Linked DNA regions of Homo sapiens: region 2 is linked to region 1. Evidence: chromatin loops called from intact Hi-C (ENCODE). Cell type or tissue: mammary epithelial cell. All regions are shown on one strand. Each heading gives the region's core, and the rest is flanking DNA. Links, peaks and the distances in the headings are about the cores only. Region 1 has its middle 250 kb from the start of TBX3. Region 2 overlaps LOC105370003 (a long non-coding RNA gene).

The links. A loop is a pair of places that touch in the nucleus more often than their neighbours do. Peaks named below come from ENCODE experiments on the same cell type or tissue, not always from the same donor. Only the 100,000 strongest peaks of a DNase experiment are listed, where the experiment ranks them.
Region 2: it touches region 1 in a loop (3-fold over the local background); 2 of 110 quality-filtered maps call a loop at or near these places.

The regions. Positions count from the first base shown.
Region 1 is chr12:114,934,082-114,937,001 of GRCh38, forward strand. No RefSeq gene overlaps it. Among named protein-coding and RNA genes, the nearest start is that of TBX3, 250 kb to the left of the region's middle. In mammary epithelial cell, for the core only: a CTCF peak has its summit at 1,758 (motif pointing right); no DNase peak of the experiment used is centred there.
Region 2 is chr12:115,382,602-115,385,521 of GRCh38, forward strand. All of the region lies in intron 3 of LOC105370003 (a long non-coding RNA gene), which reads right to left. Among named protein-coding and RNA genes, the nearest start is that of LINC02463, 500 kb to the right of the region's middle. In mammary epithelial cell, for the core only: no CTCF peak of the experiment used is centred there; DNase peaks (open chromatin) are centred at 1,270 and 1,940; H3K27ac peaks cover 1,277 bases.

The DNA.
Region 1 (2,920 bases), core at 199-2,698:
TAATGGCGGGGAGGCACACATGCTGGATGTCAGGTCTGTCCCGTATTTGTATATTGTCATTTGATGGGTCATTTAAAACTCTAAGCTATTAAAATAAATGGTATTCTTATCATGATATGAATTCTATTCTTAGCTCATCGTAGTGTACATGTATTTAAACAGGACTTTCTGATGGAATTTTGGCTAAGGTTGGAAAGCAACCAGTCTAAATATTCCCACCTTCCAAAGGAAGGTGCTAAAGCTTCTGCTACCTGGATGGCACTTCCAAAACTGCACTCCAGCCTGGGTGACAGAGCTAGAACCTGTCTCAAAAAAAAAAAAAAAAAAAAAAAAAAAAGAAGGAAATCAGCACAAAGCTGATCTTTCCAGGCCACAGGAAGATTTGCTTTCTCTATAGCTCCCTTCCTTACATACACAGGTGCACACTCACACTCACACCCAAACCCACCAGTAGTGTGGTTCTGTGAAGGGTGGCCCAGACCTGGGGGCTGTGCAGGGAACAAGGACTCAAACTGAAGGCAGCTGCTGATTGCCTCTTGTAAGTGGAAACTGGATTTCCAACACTTTGCCCAAGACAGTACCTGAAGGCTCCAGGCTGACTCTCCCGCGTGGTCACTTGGCCCACATCTGTGCCATGGAGAGCCCATTCTAGCAGTTCCCTGACCGCTGGAAATGCAGGCCTCTATCCAAAGTGACTGTGCATTCTAGCTGCATCTCAGCTTGTCACAATCCCTCCTGATGATGAGACTTCAAGGAAACCACTTGATGAACTTACCTATTGGTTCTTAATTCCTTGAGGCATCAGCTGAAATTGAGACAGAGTCCCATCTCAGCATCCTGGTACCCTAAATCATGTTTTCCAATTGCAAAGAGCCCTTCGAGTACTAAGGAGAAATACCTGAATGTACATTAAAATCGAAGCATGTTGATGATTATATGATCAATAGCAGATGCAATTCATTGAATGTCTCCTATTTGACTAGGGTACAGACAATGTATTGGCCATTATTCATGCAATCCTATTCATTATCATCACAGCTATAAGAAATAGAAGTTATTAAGTCAACATCATAAATATAGAGCTAAGACTCAGAGAGAATAAGAAAGTTGCCAAAGATCACACAGGACGTAAATGTTATAGGTGGAATTTGAACATGTGCTCTCATCGTGAGGCCCTGGTCAGAGCAGGCCTGGAGCTATAAGAAATAGAAGTTATTAAGTCAACGTCATAAGTATGGAGCTAAGACTCAGAGAGAATAAGAAACTTGCCAAAGATCACACAGGACGTAAATGTTATAGGTAGAATTTGAACATGTGCTCTCATCACGAGGCCCATGCTTAGAGCAGGCCTGGAGCTTCTGGGTCTTTATAGGGGAATGTCTAAGTCTCACTTTCCTGGTGATTTATCCCTGTGAAGATTTTTTATCAGAAGTGAAGTTGTCTTTTTTTTTTTTTTTAAGAAAAAGAAGTAAGATTTCATTGCAGAATGGGTTCAATATATGTCTATGTTTACTTCTATGTCCACATTCGTACCCACCCTATGTCCATACCCAAACTTATACCTATTTTTATATCTTAACTTGCCTTACATCAGGGTTTCTCAGCTTTGCTACTATTGACACTTAGGGCTGGATAATTCTTTGTTGCTAGGGGCTATCCTAGGCGTTACGGGATATTTAGCAGCATCTCTGGCCTCTACCCACTAGATGCCAACAGCACCATCCATCAGTTGTGGCAACTCACTAGACATTGTCAAATGCCCACTAGAGGGCAAAATTACCATCTCCTGCCCCAACTGAGCACCACTGTCCAAGAGTAGCAACATGACAAAGTGGACCCTTGGTTTGGCTAAAGCTCTAAGATCACAGATTTCAAAGGATCTCCAAATATCAAAACAGAGTACTAAATCACTTAGGCAAGATTTTCAAAGGAAGTCACTGAAAACCAGATAGTTGTCCTGATGGCCTTCACTCAAGAGGCAACTCAAGGAAGGCCCCTGCAAAGTGATGTTGCAGAGCAAGCCTCCTTCACCCCCACTTAGAGCCCAAGACATGACTTCTTTCCCGATTTCTTCTTTCCATTTATTCTTGGCCTGTTCAGGAAGGAGATGGCAGCATCCATGGTTCTCTCATTTATCTTCTTAGTCATTTTGTTTATTACTCTACAAGCCACCCTGTTCCTATCTAATCAGGGGTCTGCTTCCTGTTTTTGTTCACTGCCATTCGCCCTGCTGGGGCGATTTTTATCATCAAACAGTATGAAAATAGAATGTTAGGAATTGGCACCCTTCTCCTGTTGAGAGGCCATGAGGCTGGCCAGCGCTTGGGCAGAAGATACGGAAACAGCACAAGACCCAGGCATGCATTGTCTGCAGGACAAACACCCAAGCATGCCTCTAGTTCCCTTCACATGGACTCCTCTCAAAAAATAAAAATAATGATGCAATTTGTTTAAACCTGAAGACATGTATTTACAAGCCCTTCATGGCCATTCTTCCTCGAGAGTGGAGGGAATTTTCATAGTTTGATGAATGGGTTCCGTCTGCCATCTGAAATGTACGCAAAGGTGGGCATTCCCATTCAAGGGTGGCTCTCCACTTCCGTTTTGGTTCAATGCCTGTAGTCCGGAAGGAGCCTTGGTTCTCAGTAATGCAGGAGAATGGAGGTGTGTGGGTGAGGACTCGTTGACTCCAGATCTCTGGAAGAGCAGGAAAACTTAATGACGTGGATGTCTTAAAAGACTTTTTCTATAGGCCCAACAGTTTTGCTATCACATGACCTTAGATGACTCATCAGATGCCTGATGGAAGAAAGGGGAGTAGTGCTCAAAATCTGTTCCATTAGTCTCCCTCTGTGACTTCTAATTCAAAGTGTTGAGTCAGTGCTTATGTGTCAAGCACCTATTGAGTGCCTGGCATAAG
Region 2 (2,920 bases), core at 174-2,673, 450 kb after region 1:
CCATCCTGATTTCAATGGATGTTTCCCCCGCCCAACCCCATCCTCAGGACACAGGGCACTCTAGGAAGATTTAGAGAGCCACTGGCTTCCCCTTGCGAAGTGGAGATCATACCCCAGTCCTCACGAGTCCTGGGGCCAGGCTGAAGCCGCAGGAATTGGGTCTGACTTCTAGTGGTTTAGATGGAAATCAGGCAAGAGACTTCTCAGCAGCTTCTTTTATATTTATTTCTGGTCAGATCAAAGGTCCTGTCGGCAATCTGTCTTGACATCTTAATTCCTGTTTTTCTTAACTAATTTTTTTTCCCTGGATGGTGTTCACTCCAAATAAGCTACTGAAAGGCCCTCTGGGGGTAAGAGAGAGAGAGAGAGACTGAGTGGGAGGAATTTAGTTATGTCTTGCTATAAATAAGTGTATAGAATTATACAGATCTTGATGGCCGGAGATCAGTCACTTATTTCCACAGTAGGAAAAAGACAAGCTTGGGGTTATTTCCGGATTCCTAGTGGTGTTCAAACTCACAAGGACACCCAGTAAAGACTGGCTTGATAAAATTCTAACAGGGATCATTTATTGAAAGGGCGTATTAACTGTAATTAAGGACATGAAATTTGGAGTCTGCCATCCTGTAAATACCAGGTTGACCACTTACTAACTGTGTAACCTTGGAAAAGTGACCACACTGCTCTGCCTCAGTTTCCACATCTGTAAAATGGGGACAATAATAACCTCATGGACTTGTTAGGAAGATTAAATGAGTTGATAAATGTGAAGTGCTTAGAGCAGTGCCTGGCACACAGTCAGCAAATATGAGTTTATTAATATCTATTTAACAGGTATTGGGCATAGATTATTGTGTGTTCGATCCATACAACAGTCTTTCATGACAATGTTGCCATCTATAGACCTAATCCACTCATAAATCATTTTGCAAGAGAGGAACTAGAGAAGCAGAGAGACTTGAGTAATTTGGCTACAGGTACTAAGTAGCAGAATCGGAGTTCATAACCAGGTCTGCCTGATCGCCAGAAGAAGCTCTTCACACTCTGCCTCACCTGGTTAAGCAGGACCAGCTATGTCAGCAAGATAACCAGCAGGATGCCATCTCTTTACTGAGGGCAGATGGAGCAAGGCTCACCTTGCCTGCTTAACTTTGAAGGGGGTTACCCCAAGCACGCAAATGAGTTGCTTTAAGCAACTCACGGCCAAAGAAATGAATCACTCCTTGCCCGTCATCTCTAGCTCCCCGATGATGTTTGCAGGCAAGCTTCGGGCCTGTGTAAACGTGAAGTAGGTCAGGCCACAAGCCAAGTCTGCAAGTAGCACAAGGAGTGACTGATTGCACAGTCAGTGAAAGTTTTGGACAATTTACCAGTTCAGGAAAACTACACCTACAACAAACTGGTTGCACCACCTTGTTTAGAATGAGCATCCACTGCCTCTACCACTCACGGAAGTGCTGGAGTTGACATCTAGGAAAACATCAAGGCTCCTGGGGACTTAGGGAGAGGGCACGCTGGTATATTTACATGTTCCTTGATAAAAATACAGCCCAAAAGACATGTTTACCACTGAACTTCAAAACCATTCCGAAGATACCAGTCACTCTTCTACTACAGTCAAAGTAGACCTTTGAAGACTTCTCAGAGAATTTAAAATCTTGAAGGGCCTCAGTGTTCTCTCTGGGGATGTCAAAGATATTTGTCAGAACTGGACAGGGCAATGATGAAGCAGCCTGGGATGCCTTCCTATACCCAGCAAAAAAAAAAAAAAAAAAAAAAAAGGCTTTGTTTTTTTTTCTTTCTTTTCTTTCCCTAATTTCTTATATGAGCATATTCCCCGTGATTCATTTTTTCCCTCTTAAGAGGTTTCTTTGGCCACCTGTGTTCCTGTGGAAATAGCAGCAATGCACACTTATTGAGCAAGCCCTATAGCTAAAAAAAAGTGTGAATCCCTTTGTATGATGTGTCATCCCCTTTACATTCACAACATTCCAGGCCAGGTGAGGTGTCTCACACCCGTAATTCCAGCCCTTTGGGAGGCCAAGGTGGGAGGATCACTTGAGGCCAGGAGTTTTGAGGCCACTCTAGGCAACAAATCAAGATGTTATCTCTACAAAAAGTACAAAAATTAGCCAGGCACGGTGTCATGTGTCTGTAGTCCCAGCTACGCAGGAAGATCGCTTGAGTACAGAAAGTCAAGACTGTAGTGAGCTATGATCCCATCACTGCACTCCAGCCTGGGCGACAGAGTCAGATCCTATCTCTTTAAAAAAAGAAAAATGAGCAATATACCTGTGAGTTGGTACTAATAGGTAATTGTGCCCATTTTACAAATCAAAATGCCAAGGCACTTGCCCAGTGTCAACTCACTGCATGAATGGAGGTGCTAGGTTTGGAATCAACATCTATCTCCAAAGCCCATATTCCTACCCTCTGCTATCCTGTCTCCTAACACTTTATTCAGATCTGTTTTTAAAAGTGCCTAACACAATATATATGATAATTTTTCCTGTTATGTGTCTGTTTCATTTGGTAACAGTAAAGTTAATGCTAACCACCATGTATTAAATAAGCACTTACATATATCAGGTACTGTGCAGGTGAATGTATACGCATTTTCTCTGATCCTGCTGACAGTCCTGTGAGTTGGGTGTCAGGTGCTCCATTATACAGATGAGCAAACAAGTTCAGAGAGGTTAAGTGTGTGGCCCCAGGCTAAGGAGCTCGTGAGCGGTAGAGCCAGTTTCATGAATCAGGTTTGATGGGCCCAAAGCCCATGTGCTTTGTCCTGTGCCTTAGCAACTCCCACTGGCTGTCAGCTTATCAAGGGCCGGGCTGGCATTTTATGTTCTTAGTGTCTCTGCAACCCAGCAAAGTGTCTGGCTGTGAACTAGGTGAACTGCAAAAAAAAAAAAAAAAA